2 separate regions of the Mus musculus genome follow, and region 2 is linked to region 1. The links are chromatin loops, found by intact Hi-C in ENCODE. Cell type or tissue: heart. All regions are shown on one strand.

Evidence for each region. Peaks named below come from ENCODE experiments on the same cell type or tissue, not always from the same donor. Only the 100,000 strongest peaks of a DNase experiment are listed, where the experiment ranks them.
Region 2: it touches region 1 in a loop (2.2-fold over the local background); 5 of 42 quality-filtered maps call a loop at or near these places.

Annotation. Positions count from the first base shown.
Region 1 is chr9:100,542,749-100,550,748 of GRCm38, reverse strand. It overlaps Nck1 (non-catalytic region of tyrosine kinase adaptor protein 1), which reads left to right and starts at 4,615. Exons shown (of 4, transcript NM_010878.3): 1 at 4,615-4,754. It overlaps Gm46139, which reads right to left. Exons shown (of 2, transcript XM_017313741.1): 2 at 1-5,292. The coding sequence ends at 4,645. It also overlaps a transcript of Slc35g2 not described here. In heart, CTCF peaks have their summits at 2,244 (motif pointing left), 4,672 and 4,882 (motif pointing left); DNase peaks (open chromatin) are centred at 4,538 and 5,148; H3K4me3 peaks cover 2,917 bases; H3K27ac peaks cover 2,361 bases.
Region 2 is chr9:101,065,701-101,073,700 of GRCm38, reverse strand. It overlaps the pseudogene Gm46140. Among named protein-coding and RNA genes, the nearest start is that of Msl2, 5.1 kb to the left of the region's middle. In heart, a CTCF peak has its summit at 3,735 (motif pointing left); no DNase peak of the experiment used is centred here; H3K4me3 peaks cover 979 bases; H3K27ac peaks cover 1,132 bases.

The sequences.
Region 1 (8,000 bases):
TTCGTATGTGATGCTAAGGCTCAGCCCCACATGTTTCACTTTTCTGATGCTACCAGTATCTCTCACAGGGTTCTGCCTACAAAGGACATTACAGAGGGGCTGAGCCCGATGGCATAGGGCTGTAATTCTAGCTACTTGGGAAGCTGTGGCAGGTGGATCACAAAGTTCAGGGTTAGCTTTGGCAACTTACTCAGACTGGTTTTCAAAAAAAAGAAAGTCTACTGGGGATATAGCTCATACTATGTAGCAAGCTGCTTTAGGCTCAACTCCCAGCACTGCAAATTAATGAATAAACGAATAAATAAAAGCAAATAAGTCAACAGGGGGAGATTAGAAGGCAAAAACTGAGCCCCCAGTACTGCAAATAAACAAACACATACACACACACACACACATACTTGACAAAGCAAACAAGTCAATAGATTAGATGGCAGGAGAGGGACTTCCCTCTTTCCACTTGCCTTATCATTTGCTGTTTGACTTGATTTTACCCTTATTTTTGGGATTACTTTTGGCATTATTCTACTTGCACATCATTCCCTGAGCAGTAGAAGAGCCAACCTGAGAGCTTCCTCCTGGAGGTCTGAGCTATATCCCAGCTGGGTCATGCCTTACTGCTCAAGTGCTTTAGTCCAGACTTGATCTCCCTTTTCACTAGCCCTAGGGGTGGTAGCTGATCCACAAAGCAACTTCCTTTGGGTTACCTCAATGTCATCTCTGGCCCCTCCCTGCATTTTATTTTATTTTATTATTTATTTTGTGATCCTCTGAGACAGGGTCTCACTATATACCCATGCTGGCTTTGAACCTGGGGTGATCCTCCCAATAATGGGGTGACAGGCATGAGCCACCAAACCTGGCGTCAGTTTTTTCAGTCCATTAACACATAATCCTAAATTTCCTCCATTGTGGTAAAATGTGATTTCTGTTTTTCTGAATAAAATGTTTCTAAATTATCTCCAAACAAATCCAAATCCATTAGCAAGGTAGCCAGCGTTGGGAAGTGTTGATACTTAAGATTTTCAGGGATTACTAGACATTAGATATCAACAGACATTATGCAAACTGAGCCAGACATAGAGCTATAAGCCTGTAATCTCAGTGTCTTAGAAAGCTGAGGCAGGATGCTCCTAAATTTGAGGCCAGCTTGGGAGATTCAGTAAGACCCTGGGCAGCATATGTCCACATATGTAATCTTGGGTGTAACCTGCTAAGGGTGAGCATAGACATCGTTGGGAACAAGCTAGAGAAACTCATTCTAAGGATTTCATTTTCAGACTCCATTTCATTTTCAGACTCCATTCGACTATACAGAGAAACTAAATTCCAGGTCCCAGGTCCCAGGGGAGCTGGGGATTCCCAGTAGCTGAACAGCTTCTGTCGTAAGGAAACAGTTGCCTGAGTCCAGACATCTCAAGGACAACTTCTCCATCTTGTCGGCAGCGTCAAACAAGTTCCTGTTCCCAGGCCCAGGGACCAACTCCAGTCCTGATGGATGGACACTCCCTTGTTCAATCCTTATGTCAAAGTATGATTGGACAACGGTATGGCCTACCCTGCTCCCCCTTGCTCTATGGCTTAATGTGAATGAAATTTCTTTAATATAAATGTGGCTGTGAATTAATCTGGTGACTGTATTTATTTATGTTATGCTAGTCCCCAGTAACTTCACAGAGAAATCAAGATTTATTTAAAACTACGCCTCATTACCCATAGTTAAGTGATCTATCCTAAACTTCTGCGCTAATGTGGCTACCTCCCAGCCCCATCCCGTGATAATGACCCAGCTCTTCAGACCCCTTCTTCATGGCTCCACTTCCTCCATCCTGCTGCTGATCTGAATCTCCCTCTCTCCCTCTCTCCTTCCTCTGGCTGGTGGGTGCGACTGTCTTTTCTACCCAGCCACTGGGTGATCAGCATTTATTGACAAGGCACAGAATAAGAACTGTTTTACACACAAACCTGAGACAGGAGATTCTTGGTATAAGCATTACAATGCTGTGTCTGGACTGAAACAAGGTATGAGGGCAGAGAAATCAGCATTTGATTAACACAGTGTATAAAAACATTATGCCTACAGTTTTATCCTTTTTAAAAAATTTTTATGCTGTACAATGTCCTTTCAGGGTCATAGTTCAGCTCCTGTCACTGTGGTCTTTAGAAGACGAGTTGGGTTCCTAGCACCCACTCGCAACTAACAACTGTCTGGTATTTCAGTTCCAGAATTTGGTGCCCTCTTCTGGTCTCTGAGGGAACTGCATGTAAGCAAAACCCATCACACATAAAAGAAAGTTGGTTTTTTTTTTTTTTTGAATTGCTACTTGCTTCTCAGTAGAAACAAGAGCTAGAAAACATCAGAATGATCTACTGAAAAAGTACTGAAAAACAACTCTTTAGTGAAACAACTCTTTCTCATTTCTTGTAGGATAAACTCTAAGGACCTCAGCTTTCCTAACACATTGCTTCAAATCTAGCCACTGTCTGCTCCATCAACATTACTATAATTGCTTAATGTCTTTAGACTTGGTAACTCCCTCCCAAGCCCTTCTTTTTGCTCAAATAGTCTTACTACACATTTCCCTCTCATTGTGGCTTAATGCCCATCTGTCCCTACATACAACTGTTGATATGGTTAGCACAGAAATAATACAGGTTGGTTTAAATCTCAATATCTGACACTGGTGTGGACTCAAGATCTGCAGTGCCTATTTTAGCACCTTCCATACAAGGTAGACTCTTTCCTATAACAGCATAACTATACTAAATCCAGAAGTTAAGTTTATTTAGTAGGGCCCACTAATGTTTACACTTCAATATCAAGTCTGTGATAACTTCTTGATAGCAGATAGGTAGGATTTTCTTCCTCCTAAACATTACTGTATGATAGGGACACTAAACTAGGTCATTCTAACTATATAAGCTGTCAATAGCTTACTGGGAAAGGTCTTAAGATATGGAGGATTCTTATTTCCTTTATTACCCCAAATATCCTCCTTTGGAGTTAATGGGGGTCAGCTGCCTGTATGTTTTTGCTTTTGAGATAGCATCTCTCTATGTAGCCTTGACTGTCCTAGGATTTGCTACATAAACCAGGGTGGCCTTGAACTTGCAGAACTTGAACCTGTCTCTGCATATATATATATATATATATATATTTGTCTTTTTGTTTTTTGAGACAGGGTTTCTCTGGGTAGCCCTGGCTGTCCTGGAACTCACACTCAATCTGTAGACCAGGCTGGCCTCGATCCACCTGCTTCTGCATGCATCACCCCCTTCTCTTCGGTATGTATGTTTTTAAATATATAATTTGCATTACTTACTTTTGATACTAACAATAGGCAGAGTATCCTTTCCCCAGTTTTATGTTCTACTTTTCTCAACTAAACTCAGGATTAAAAGGGGCTACAGGTAACTTGTATTTTACCTAGGGCAGGCCACCCATGTATTTATTAACATGCAATTAAGTTAAAAGCAGAAAACAACTTTTTAGGATTTACAGGTAGGGCTTGTAGTATAGCTAAAGGAAGGGGCTGAGATTCAGTGATTAAGAGCGCTGGTCTTCCAAGGGGCCTGAGTTTGATTCCCAGCACCCACAGGGTGGTTCAAAACCATCTGTAACTCCAGTTCCAGAAGATCCTATACCCTCATTTGACCTCCATGGGCAGCAAAATTATACACAAGTATAACACAAGTACACCAAACACTCGAACACACAAAGAATAAAAATGAATTTTTAAAAGATGAAAGGAAGCTGTATTAATTCCTCGATTGTTGAGGATGATGTGCTAGGCACGAGGTGGGCGTGGGTGAAACAGTTCTTTTAATAGACTTTGCAATCTAGGTATATGGGTGCAGCTACGCTGGAGGCAAAAACTCGTGTTTCCATAAAATTACCTAACCTAGAATGTTTCTTTTAGGTGCCACACCCACACTAAGCAACAAAGGTGATTGGGAAATAGTGAGGCAGGTTATGAGTCGCTGTAAGGCAAGTTAGGAAGGAGAGCCGATTTATTGATGCCTTCCTTGGCAGGTGGCTGGGACTGTGCCACTGCCATACTCACCCCTAGGGCAGAAGTAACTGTCCTTTTCACAGGACTGGAAGCCGGGAATGAAGGCTACCCACGCGCCAGGGCACTCGGAAGTTGCTCGCAAAGCTTATTTTGGTTGTGGTTTTCATTAACAAACATCTTACATTTTTCCCCCGAGGCTTCATTTTCTTTGTCGCTCCCTGTCCCTAAGATCTGCAGCTGGTCGGCCCTTTCAGATGCAGGCACCAGAGTAGTCTGGGTTGAACTCGGGACCGCTGTTCGACATTAATGAGCGATTTAAAATGAATGACAGGTTTTAGTAGCAGTGGGAGAGGCGGAAAGTAAGCAGCCACCGAGGAGGCTAGGGGAGAACAGGGCGGTGGGGCCCGGCGCTCCTCACCTTCTGTCCAAAGGCCGCGCAGTCTCAGCTCAGGGACCACTCAGGGCCCGCGCTTGATTGACAAGCCCGCTCGCCCAATCCCGGAGCGGCGCATTCCGCTGAAGCGTCAGGGGCGGGCGCAGGAGGCGATGGAGCCTATTAGATTGGGCGTGGAGCGGGTTTCCTGCCCGCAACGGTCCGCCCACCGGTTGCGCGCGCCCCGCCCCTCTCCGAGAGCTACGCGGCGGCGCAGCACAGGCCTCGTGCGGTAACGGCATCCGGGCAGCCGCGGTGGCGTCCCGGTGCGGTCCTCAGGTGACTGGAGCCGAGGGCTCGGCGGAGGGAAGGTGAGACGGCCTCGCTCGCGTGCGGACACACGCACAGTCCTTTCGGTCTCCCGGTCGGTCCGCTCTGCCTGCTAGTCTCTAGTCGCTTCCTCTTTCCCCGGCGAAGTTGGCCCGGGGGCGCCGTCTGCTGGCGGCGGAGCGGAGCGGAGGGGGCGGGGAGGCCGCTCGGCGGAGCTCGGGTGTCCGCGGTGCAGCCCGGTGACCCCGCGGCCTCTGGCCTGAGCTGCGAGCGCCGGTCGGGGAGGCGGGCAGGCAAGTGTGCGGCGCGCTGCCTCGGCGGTTCTCCGCAGAAAGCCCTGTCGGCGGTCTGTGTCGGTGTCCGAGGCCGGGACGGTAGGCTGGCAGGAAGGGCGCTCTCACCTCCAGCCGCCAGCCTGAGGAAGCCGAGAGGGGGGACATCCTCGGGGCGCGCCCTCCCCTCCCCCTCCCGTTCCGGAGCAGGAGAGATGTGGGTGTCCGGGGGCTGTTGAGGTGGGGTTGGTCCAGGAAAAGCAGTCCTCTGGGTTGGTTTCGTACTGTTGTCGTACGGGTTTCCGTGCTAGGTCGGTTCAGTGTTAACAGCTGGGTTGGAAGGAAGCTGGTTTTTTGTTCAGGGTTGAGGACCGTAACATGACCGGTTAACGTCGAGCCGAGCTGAAGTCACCCGAAGAAAAATACTGCCCTTAGTTAGGAAAGAATTCACAGGAGTTAGGAAAGAACGAGATGAAGAAAACTTCCTGACCCCATCTTGGGTGGGGAGCAGTGAGAATCCAGGGTTCGGCCAAAAAAACGGGTCAAGTTTTGCAAGAAGCGTTCCATTTTCAAAAGCTTTGGTAGCTTGATGATGATCAATCAGCCTTAACGGTTTCTTAAGCACCTGGAAATCAATTGTGTGCTTTCAGCCTTTAGCGACGTCACAACATGAACAGAGAAATAGTCCAAGGAGAAAGTTTTGATTGATCATTTTCAGTCTTGTTTTTAAATAGATATTCTCTTCACATCGTGATAGTTAAGTCAAAGCGTATGCGTTGGTTGATTAGTACTTTTTTTTCATCGTGGCCACATGTGGTGCTTTCTCTGGGAAAACTTCTGTAGGAATTGGCTAGAGTAACTAAAGCGTACATTGTGTTGATGTCTCCGCTGTATGTATGAGCATTATGTTTGAAAAGATTTGCCTCCCCAGCAAGCATTTTAAATTGTTTAGGTTTCCAAGCCCAACAGATCCGTGTATTAATAAGTCGACACGTTAATGTATTGCCTTATTAAACATTGAGTGATAGTTTATGCTGCTGATTTTCTAATTTGAGAACTTCGTTCTAGAGTTCAAGGCTTGTTGTGATTATTATTGTAAATAAATTCCTTCTCAGGAGAACTTGAAAAAAAATGAATTAACTCTGGCAATGTGGAAGAATGGATGCTTTCAATGCCAGAAAATCAAATGATTATTTCACTGTTAAGTAAAATTGGAGGAAACGTGAACTGAGCATTTAACAAATCCAACAGTTTGACGACAATTTGACAGGCCTGCCTGATTCTCACTTTAACCTATCAAGGAAATAGAACTTCAAAGTCTTCCCTTCACAACTGATGCCCCACGCCTCCAAGCTGTCTTTCATTAGCGATACATTAGTAGCATGCTTTCAGGAACCCAGACATAAACCTTAACATTGTACTGTTTTTTTGTAGTTGTTTTCTTTAAAAAAAAAATCTTACCTTTGTATTCTTATATATTGTTTTTCAGTTTCTGAACTACTCAGTAACTCTAACTGGATTTTCTGCCTGGAGGATCTCAAATGTGTTCTGCCTGTGCTGATCTTAAAATAATACTTTGAACATATTTTTCACTGTTTAGACACTAGTAATATCTTTCCTCTAGATTCCAGTCTTTTAAGGGTTTATTTTTATTTTATGTGTTTTGTAGTGTTTTGTACGACATGTGCTGTGGACTCTGGGGACAGAACAGAGATCCTCTGCAAGAGCTCTTAACCACTGAGCCATCTGTCCTAATACAGAAACATTCTCTGCAAACTACTAACTTTGCAAAGGAAAAGTTCGCTAAGCTTTCCTTCTTCCTTAATTTCCTTCCTCCCTTCCCCGCCCTCTCTTCTCTTTCCCTCTCCTGTCTCTTTTGCCTTCCCTCAGTTTTGGGGTGAGACCAATGGCTTCTCATAAACCTTTGAGGTGTATCATCAGTCTAAAGTTCTATTTTTTAAAAAAGTGATTGGTTATTATATTTTCTACACCCAGAGTCAGGACAGCTTGTGAGGGGTCAGTTCTCTGTCCCCCACAGAGGTCCCATGAAGTGAACTCAGGTTTTTAGGCTTGGCTGTAGGTACCTTTAACTACAGAGGCATCTTGACACCCATCCAGAGTTACATTGTTTTACATATTGTTAAACATTTTTAAAAAGTGTGTGCTTGTATGTATGTTGAGGGCATGATATGTGCACAAGAGGCAGGTGCCTGAAAAGGGAGGCCAGGAGAAAGTGTCAGATACTTACAGGGGGTCACAAGCCTCCTGTTGTAGGGAATCAGCCTTGGATCTTTTGCAAGAACCATACTTGAATTTAACTGGAGACATCTTTCCAGTCCCTAGAAATTTAATTGTGATTTGAGTGAAGGTTGTCAAGATTTTCTGTTACCTATGTTAAACTGAGTCTTTGTTTGTTTGTTTCGCACGCCCTCTTTCTTTTTAAGTTAGCGCACAGAGCGGTGTGTTTTGTGATGACATTTGCTTGTGTAGTTATTGCTGTGCTTTTTTCTTAAACATCCTTTCCCCAGCTGACTTTTTTTTTCCCCTTGCTTTTTAATTTTATATGGATTTGTGTCATGATATCATGGAACGTTGTTGAAACACTGGAATCTAGCCTTTTGTTTTCTAGATTGAGAACGTGAAATCCATGCTAAATATCTACTGACATGTCCACATCTTGATGTTGGGGCAGAGCTGAGACTCAAAGTCATCTTATTCAAGTGTCATGTGTTCTTTATGATACCATATTATTACCTTGTGCAATATGTAATTTTCATTTTGTGTTTTCCCCCTAGAGATCCAACACTTTTATTTTGAGGTGGGCTCTCAAATCGTTGCTCTAAATTGTTGCTCAAATTTTGTTCTAATGTGATCTTCCATCTCCTGATTTCAGCCTCCCAGTAGCTGGGATTCCGGGCATATGACCTTTTAATTTGTATTTTTCAGACTCCATATATTAGAAGTGTTAACAAATTCAATTGTCTGTGTAGTTGAGTCCTGTAGCCCCCTAAGAAG
Region 2 (8,000 bases), 520 kb before region 1:
TCCGCCCCTCCCCCACGTGCTCTCCAATCCGGTCTCCCAGGCGTGTGGGTTGTGGTGAATTGGGGTAGCGGGCACGGTCTCCCCTCGCGTGGGCTGCCCGCGTCGCGCCGTGGGGCGGAGGTGGGGGGAGGGTGTTCGGGGACCGGAGTTGACCCCAGTGGGAGGATGGCAGCCCAGCCCCGGCCTCGCCGGCCTCCTCCCGGAACCTAGCGCGTGGCGGGCCGTGGACTAGGCGCTGGCCCACAAGTTTGAAAGCCACTCCTCTAGGTCCCCAGCGAGCCTGCCCTTGTGCGTGGACACAGCCCGCGATGTATGCTCTGGTTCTGTAGAGTCCGAAAGTGTCTGAGTCCTTCGTTGTTCTGCATTAAAACACACACACGCACACACAAAGCTTTTGCCTTTTTTGCAGAAGGCTGAGGACACTTGGATATAAATAAAGCCTAACAGCGTGATTCTCCCCTCTCAAAATACAAACCCGTTTTTGGGTAGCACAAATAGAAACTGCTCTTCCGACATGATATTTTTTGCACATACTAACGCTGTACACGTTCACAAAGTGAAGCTTATGAGGTGTGCAAACCTTTTACATATGTGTGCTTATGGTATACCAAAATGCTAATTTTAGGGACTGGCCCATAAGTTATCAAGGAAACACAAACAATCTTACGACTTGAAGACAGATTCTGTTTTTTTGTTTTTCTTTTAGTAAAGCCTAACATACAGTACCAGTAAGAATCCAACTTCTTAATTTTATATATCAGCAGAGTAAGCTGTGGAGGATGTATTTAGTAGTCACACGTGGGAAACGATATGTATTCTAAAATTAGCTCATTTTAAAGGCTCCATCTGCCATTTTCTCTTTATGATAGCTATTTTCTAAGGTCACTTCCAAACAAAACCGTTATACAGATCTATTTTTATTCCAGGTTCCTCTTAGGTCTTCTTCCACTGCACGCAGGTTGCTCTCCTCCAAAGGAGAAACTTGAAGGATAAAAGCCCAGGACTGCTTACATCCAGGCAGGCAGCATAGATGAGTCGTCACCCTGGGAAACAGACTACTTGCAGGCATTTTTTTCCCCCTGTAACTAGATTTTTAAAATCTTTGGGAGTTGCACACCCCAATTTAAGATTAATTCTATTGATGGTCTGTGTGAGTCAGAGTTAAATCCATTCTTTTTTCAGCTTCTGAATTGGTTGCAACTGGTAATAGATTATGGCACTAACGAGCACATCAACTTGAACTGTACCCCTTTCTTTTATTAGCCTGCTTGAGCCTCGCTTGAACAGGAATCAAATGGATTGTTTATAGAAAATGAATTGCTTAACCTAAATATTTAGGGGGAAAATCACATAAAGGTCAAGCCCATTAAGAGTGCCCACCTAGCCGGGCGTGGTGGCACACACCTTTAATCCCAGCACTTGGGAGGCCGAAGCAGGCAGATTTCTGAGTTTGAGGCCAGCCTGGTCTACAGAGTGAGTTCCAGGACAGGCTATACAGAGAAACCCTGTCTCGGAAAAAAAAAAAAAAAGAGTGCCCACCTAAGATCTTTTTATATATTAGCCATTTTAGGGGGAAATCCGGTTAATGTCTTGCAAGTGATTACTTGACAGCCAATGTATACAGCCTGGGTGTAAAACTGCCAGTTATCTGAATAAATGCTCTATTTTACAATAAGTAGTTTGTGATTTACAACATTATTTCAGAGAAGGTTGTATATTCTACACTATAATTAGCATCATATATCTATCTATGTGGTATATTTCTCACATTTAATGAATCACTATGATAGCAATAACTAAAACCCATATTTTTGCCTGAGTTACTTTCACACAGCTGTGACCACAGTTCCAAAAAGAAACAAGATTTATTTCACTCATGGTTTCAGAGGGTTTCAGTTCATCTTAGTGGGGGAGACGGGGTCCCCACATGCAGGCTGTTCATACCACATAAGCCAGGAAACAGGGCTTCAGGAACAAGGGACGGAGTCTAACATCCAAAAATTTACATTGAATGCCCTGCTTCTACCAGCTAGGTCTCAGTTCCTTAATGACCCCCAAAATGGGCAGACCATCTGGGAAACAAGTATTCAAAACATGAGCCCAGAAAGGTGTTTCTGATTCATATTCACATCGACATTCACATTTAAATTTCTTCTAAGACCCTCTTTCTGTTCCAGGAGACCACATTAATTTAGACACACTGTCTCCTTGGCTTCCTCTTGGCATCCAAGTAGATTTTCATCTTCTCCGACAATCTTCAGTGCAGGCTGTTTAGTATTCACTGTTTATCTGAAATTGAGATTCAACAGCATTCTGCATTTTATCTGGCAACCTAAGGTATGTTGACTTTTTTTGATGACTGGGTCTAATTTGGTAACCCGGGCTGACCTCAAATCCTGGGTCCTCCTCAGGCTCTGAATATTGGTATTACAGGCATGCAGAGACTCCAGGGTCAGCATTCTAATAGTCCTGCTAATGGGGTTATAAATTGATACAATATTTCTTAAGGTCAACTGGCAATATTCATAGCTTATAAAGATGGAAAAGCCCCTCTTTCGAGTCTTGGCTCCAAGATGACCAAAAAAAAAAAAAAAAAGAAAAAGAAAGAAGAAACAATGGTTGTGCCAAAAAGGGCCGTGGCATGTGCAGCCAATTTGCTGCACGAACTGCGTGCCCAAGGATAAGGCCATTAAGAAGTTTGTCATTCGGAACATTGTAGAAGACACTGCTGTCAGAGACCTATCTGAAGCAAATGTCTTCGATGCCTATGTACTTCCCAAACCCTACATCAAGCTGCATTATTTCGTGAGCTACGCCATCCCTAGCAAGGTCGTCAGGAATCAATCCCGTGAAGCCGGGAAGGACCCGACACTCCCACCACGATTCAGACCTGCACCGCGACCTCCACCAAAACCCATGTAAAGAGGTGGTTTTGTAAGGGCAGAAGGAAAACTACCCTGGAAAAATAAAATGGAAGTTGTACTTTAAAAAAAAAAAAAAAAAAAAAAAAAAGCCAGGCGTGGTGGCGCCACAAACTGTTAATCCCAGCACTCGGGAGGCAGAGGAAGGCAGATTTCTGAGTTCAAGGTCAGCCTGGTCTACAAAGCGAGTTCCACGACAGCCAGGGCTAGACAGAGAAACCCTGTCTCAGAAAAAAGAAGGAGGAGGAGGAGGAGGAGGAGGAGGAGGAGGAGGAAAAGCCTCAGAATCAACAGTTCTACTGCTCCTAATTCATTATAATGTTAGATTTTCCTAAAGATTCTTGTCTCGTGGCAGGTTTTACTGGCTGGCCTGGAAATGTAGCTGAGGATAACCTTGAGCTCCAGGTCCTCCATCCCCCACCCCCAAGTGCTAGGGTCACAGTCATGTGCCTCTACTACCTGGTGGTTGGTTCCTGGTAATTTCAGTCTTTCTGTCCTTTCACAGAACCTCAAGTGTAAAGAAACAATATATCGCATTGAAAGAATTCATTCCATTGAAACATTGTATTACACCGAAACATTGTATTACCTTCGAAACAATGTGTTATGTTGAAACAATGTATTACATTGTTAAGTCCAAATAGTCTATATGATACTTAATAGCCATATGTCAAAGTAGCACAGATACATGTCACTGTTAAATAAATGTTGTCTTTACTAGTAAGATAGTTATACTTCTTAGCCTTCACAAAGGACTCCAATTCAGTTCCCAGCACCCACATGACAGCTCCAGGGAAATCTGGAGCCCTCTTCTGGCCTCCATAGGTACTACAAGCACATGGTATCCAGACATAATTGTAAACAAAACATTCATACACATAAAAATAACTTTTTGCCAGGTAATGGTGGTGCACGCCTTTAATCCCAGTACTTGGGAGCCAGAGGCGGCAGATTTCTGAGTTCGAGGCCAGCCTGGTTTACAAAGTGAGTTCCAGGACAGGCAAGGCTATACAGAGAAACCCTGTCTCAAAAAACAAAAAACAAAACAAAAATAACTTTTTGGGATGGAGAGATGGCTCAGCGGTTAAAAACACTGACTGCTCTTCTGAAGGTCCTGAATTCAAACTCCAGCAACCACATGGTGGCTCATAACCATCTGTAATGAGATCTGATGCCCTCTTCTGCTGTCTGAAGACAGCTACAGTGTACTTACATATAATAAATAAATAAATCTTTTTAAAAAATAACTTTTCAGTGTTCCAGATACATCACCTCCTTGATTAGGAATGTATAATGATCTAATGTTGAAACCATGGTCTATATGGAGGTAACAGTTTATAGTACATTCAATAAATATATATTTCATGCTCCCTCAAAACGTTGATAAATAGGCCAGGCATGGTAGTGCATTCCTTTAGTTTCAGCAATTGGGAGACAAAGAATGGTGGATCTCTGTAAGCCAGCCTGGTCTACATACAGAGTTAGTTCTAGGACAGCCACAGCTATACAGTGAGACCTTGTCTTAAAAAAAAATTGGTAAATAAACCCTGTGTTTTCCTATGAGTTTATGTCATTGTAATTAATTCAATCCAAATTTCTCATTTGAAGCACTACCTATACTATCATACATCTATTTCATAGAATACTATTTTGATATTAAAATAATTATAAGGCTGGTGTGGTTTGAATAAGATGACCCCATAGTCTTGTGCATTTGGACACTTGTCTCTCAATTGATGGCACTGTGTAGGAAGTGTAAGAGGTGTAGCCTTGTTGGAGGAAGTATTCACTTGGGGCACGTTTCGAAGTTTCAAAGCCTCACTCCATTCCCAGTGTGCTTTCTCTGCTTCACACGTGTGAAGATGTGAGTTCAAGATGTGAGCTCTGGGCTGCTGCTACTGCTACCTGCTGTCTCCACTCTAAGCCTAGAACCATTAGCCCAAATAAACTCTGTCATAGGTTGCCTCGACTGTGGTGTTTTTAATCACAGCCACAGAAAAGTAAAAATATAGCTAGGCAAGGTATACACACACACCTGTAGTTCCAACATTTAGAAAGCAGAAGCAGGGGGCAGGAGAGATGGCTCAGTGTTTAAGAACACTGACTGCTCTTCCAAAGGTCCTGAGTTCAAATCCCAGCAACCACATGGTGGCTCACAACCATCTGTAATGAGATCTGATGCCCTCTTCTGGAGTGTGTCTGAAGACAGCTACAGTGTACTTACATATAATAAATAAATAAATCTTTTTTAAAAAAAGAAAGAAATCAGAAGCAGAAAGATCACTTTAGGCAAGCATTCAAGACAAACCTGGACAACATAACAAGTACATGTTTTGAACTAAGTTAATTTTGTGTGTGTGTGTGTGTGTGTGTGTGTGTGTGGTTACGTGTATGTGAGTGCAAGTGCCCACAGAAGCCAAAGGTATAGCCTCCAATTTCTTTGGAGCTAGAGCTACAGACACTTGTGAGCCTCCTACTGTGGATGCTGGGGACCAAACTCAGATCTTATACAAGGCCTGTACAAGAGAAATGTCTGCTCCTAGCTGAGTATCTCTCCAGCCCCATACTTTTTTTTCCCCCAAGAGTCTCATATGATACCCAGTCTGGCATCGACCTCACTATGTAGCTGAGAATAAGTACAAGCATAAACCAACATGCCCACTGAATATCTATTTATCAAAACTAGGCATGGTAGTGCATACATATAAGGCATACCTGTAAGCTCAAATACTCACATACATGAAATAGATAGACAGATAGATAGATAGATAGATAGATAGATAGATAGATAGATAGATAGATAGAAAGAAAAAAACTGAGAAAATGCCTTACAGATTTGCCTGAACTTCATGTTATGGAGGTGTTTTTCTTAATTGAGGCTCCGTCCTCTCAGATGATTTTAACTTGTATCAAGTTGACATAAAACTAGCCAGCACGGGCTGGAGAAATGTCTCAGCGGTTAAGAGCACTGACTGCTCTTCCGAAGGTCCTGAGTTCAAATCCCAACAACTACATGGTGGCTCACAACCATCCGTAATGAGATCTGATGCCCTCTTCCTGTGTGTCTGAAGACAGCTACAGTGTACTTACATATAATTAATAAATAAATAAATCTTTAAAAAAAAAAAAACTAGCCAGCATAGGGAGATTGTAGAAAATACAATGGCTCTGATTATTCTGTGCACACTTATGGTAAGTTAAGTGTTCCTGTCCCAATCTCCATCCCTACCAAGTGCTCGCCCCTTTCATCACAACTTCCACACTATGTGTAGCTGTTGGTTTCATCCTGTTGTCTCCTCTTTACACTGTAACTGCTGAAAAGCCAGAATATGTGCCCTGTCTTTTTTTTTTAATTATTTATGTATTTATTTACATGAGTAAACTGTAGCTGTCTTCAGACACACACCAGTAGAGTGTGCATCAGATCCTATTACAGATGGTTGTGAGCCACCATGTGGTTGCTGGGAATTGAACTCAGGACCTTTGTGAGAGCAGTCAGTGCTCTTAACCTCTGAGCCATCTCTCCAGCTCTGTGCCCTGTCTTTATTCTCATTGTTTTGTTTGGGGGTTTGTGTTTGTTTTTGTTTTGTGGGCTTTTGAGGTTTTGGTTTTTTGTTTGTTTGGTTGGTTAGTTGGTTGGTTTTGCCCTTCTTGTTGCCTGGCATAGGGTTTGAAGAGCATGGGAATTAGGTCATTGTCAAATTACTAGAACTCTGATGTCTGAGAAGCTGCCAGTACAGGCATGGGCAAACGCTAGTCTTTTTCTTAGGAACGGTCATAAAACTGGCCATCTTTAAGACAATTCTCCCTTCATCTTCATCAATGTCAAATCTAAGTTACTTAATGAAACCCACAGGCTAGATGGACTTGAAACTCTCTCAGAATATCATACACAAGCATGTATTGATTGCACTCGAACAGTTTGGATACAGTAAATTAAATTGTTGACATTAAGCTTTCAAAAAAAAAAAAAAACAAAGGCCAGGCTGGCAATACAAGGGACTTTCTGAAGGGTTAGGATCTTTTGAAATTCTGAAATAGTGGTCTGCTTTCCTTCCCTGTCTGCCAGTATCCACTTCTTTTAAAAAAAAAAAATCACTTTTTAAATTGAAAATTAAAGTTAGCAAACAAAATAAAGGAAACTGTGCAACCCTGGCTGTCCTGGAACTTGCTCTGAAGACAAGGCCGGCCTCTAACTCCTTACAGCATTTTTATTCTCATGGGTTGTGTTTTGTGTCCTCTAATTTTTCTTCCTCCCCCCAAATTTGCATTGCAGTGATGTTCCCTCTTCAAACGTCTTAACTTTCATTCTCCCTTCTGGCCCAGTATCCTAGCTCATCATCACCTTCACCATTACACCTTTGCCAACCAGACTTTTAGCACATGCCTAACCTGCACTTACAATAGAGAACAACGGACAACCTCAATCTACAGGGAAGTGCCAGCAGCTTAATTTAAAATCAAGTTAAATGTACAAGTTCAGAGACTAGCTAGATAAATACTTAAAAAAAAAAAAAAAAAAAAAACTCAGCTAAATGCAGACTGGCCTTTCTCCCAGTGCAGCTGGGGTTGACCTCAACCAACCGATTCCCCAGCCCCCACCTCTGAATGCCGAGATTGCAGGCATGCTCCAACTGTCCTCCACTGTTTTATGTGGTGCTGGAGATCCAACCCAGGGCTTTGTGCATGCCAGGCAAGTACCCGCCATCTGATAATATTCACAGCCCCAGAACAATACTTTATAGAAAACCCATCATCAGATGAAATTAAACCAGGATCTGATCCAGGCCACCGCTTCTGTCCTTTTCTTGGTTCCTCTAGGACCTACCAGGCTTCCTCCTCCATTCCCTGCTGTTTGGAGGTCAGAGTCCCCTGCAGGCCAGGGTCAGCACCTCAGGGGAGGGACTTCACTTCCATTCCTGTGACTATTTCCCTATGACACTGTTCAGATCAACATACTCAATGCATTTATTTCATCTAAACAACACTTAGCAATCTTAGCACCCATTTATTTTACATCTTTGGCTTCATCCTCCCTGATTCTAACCTCAACAAAGTGCCTTGCTTATTGGCTGTCCT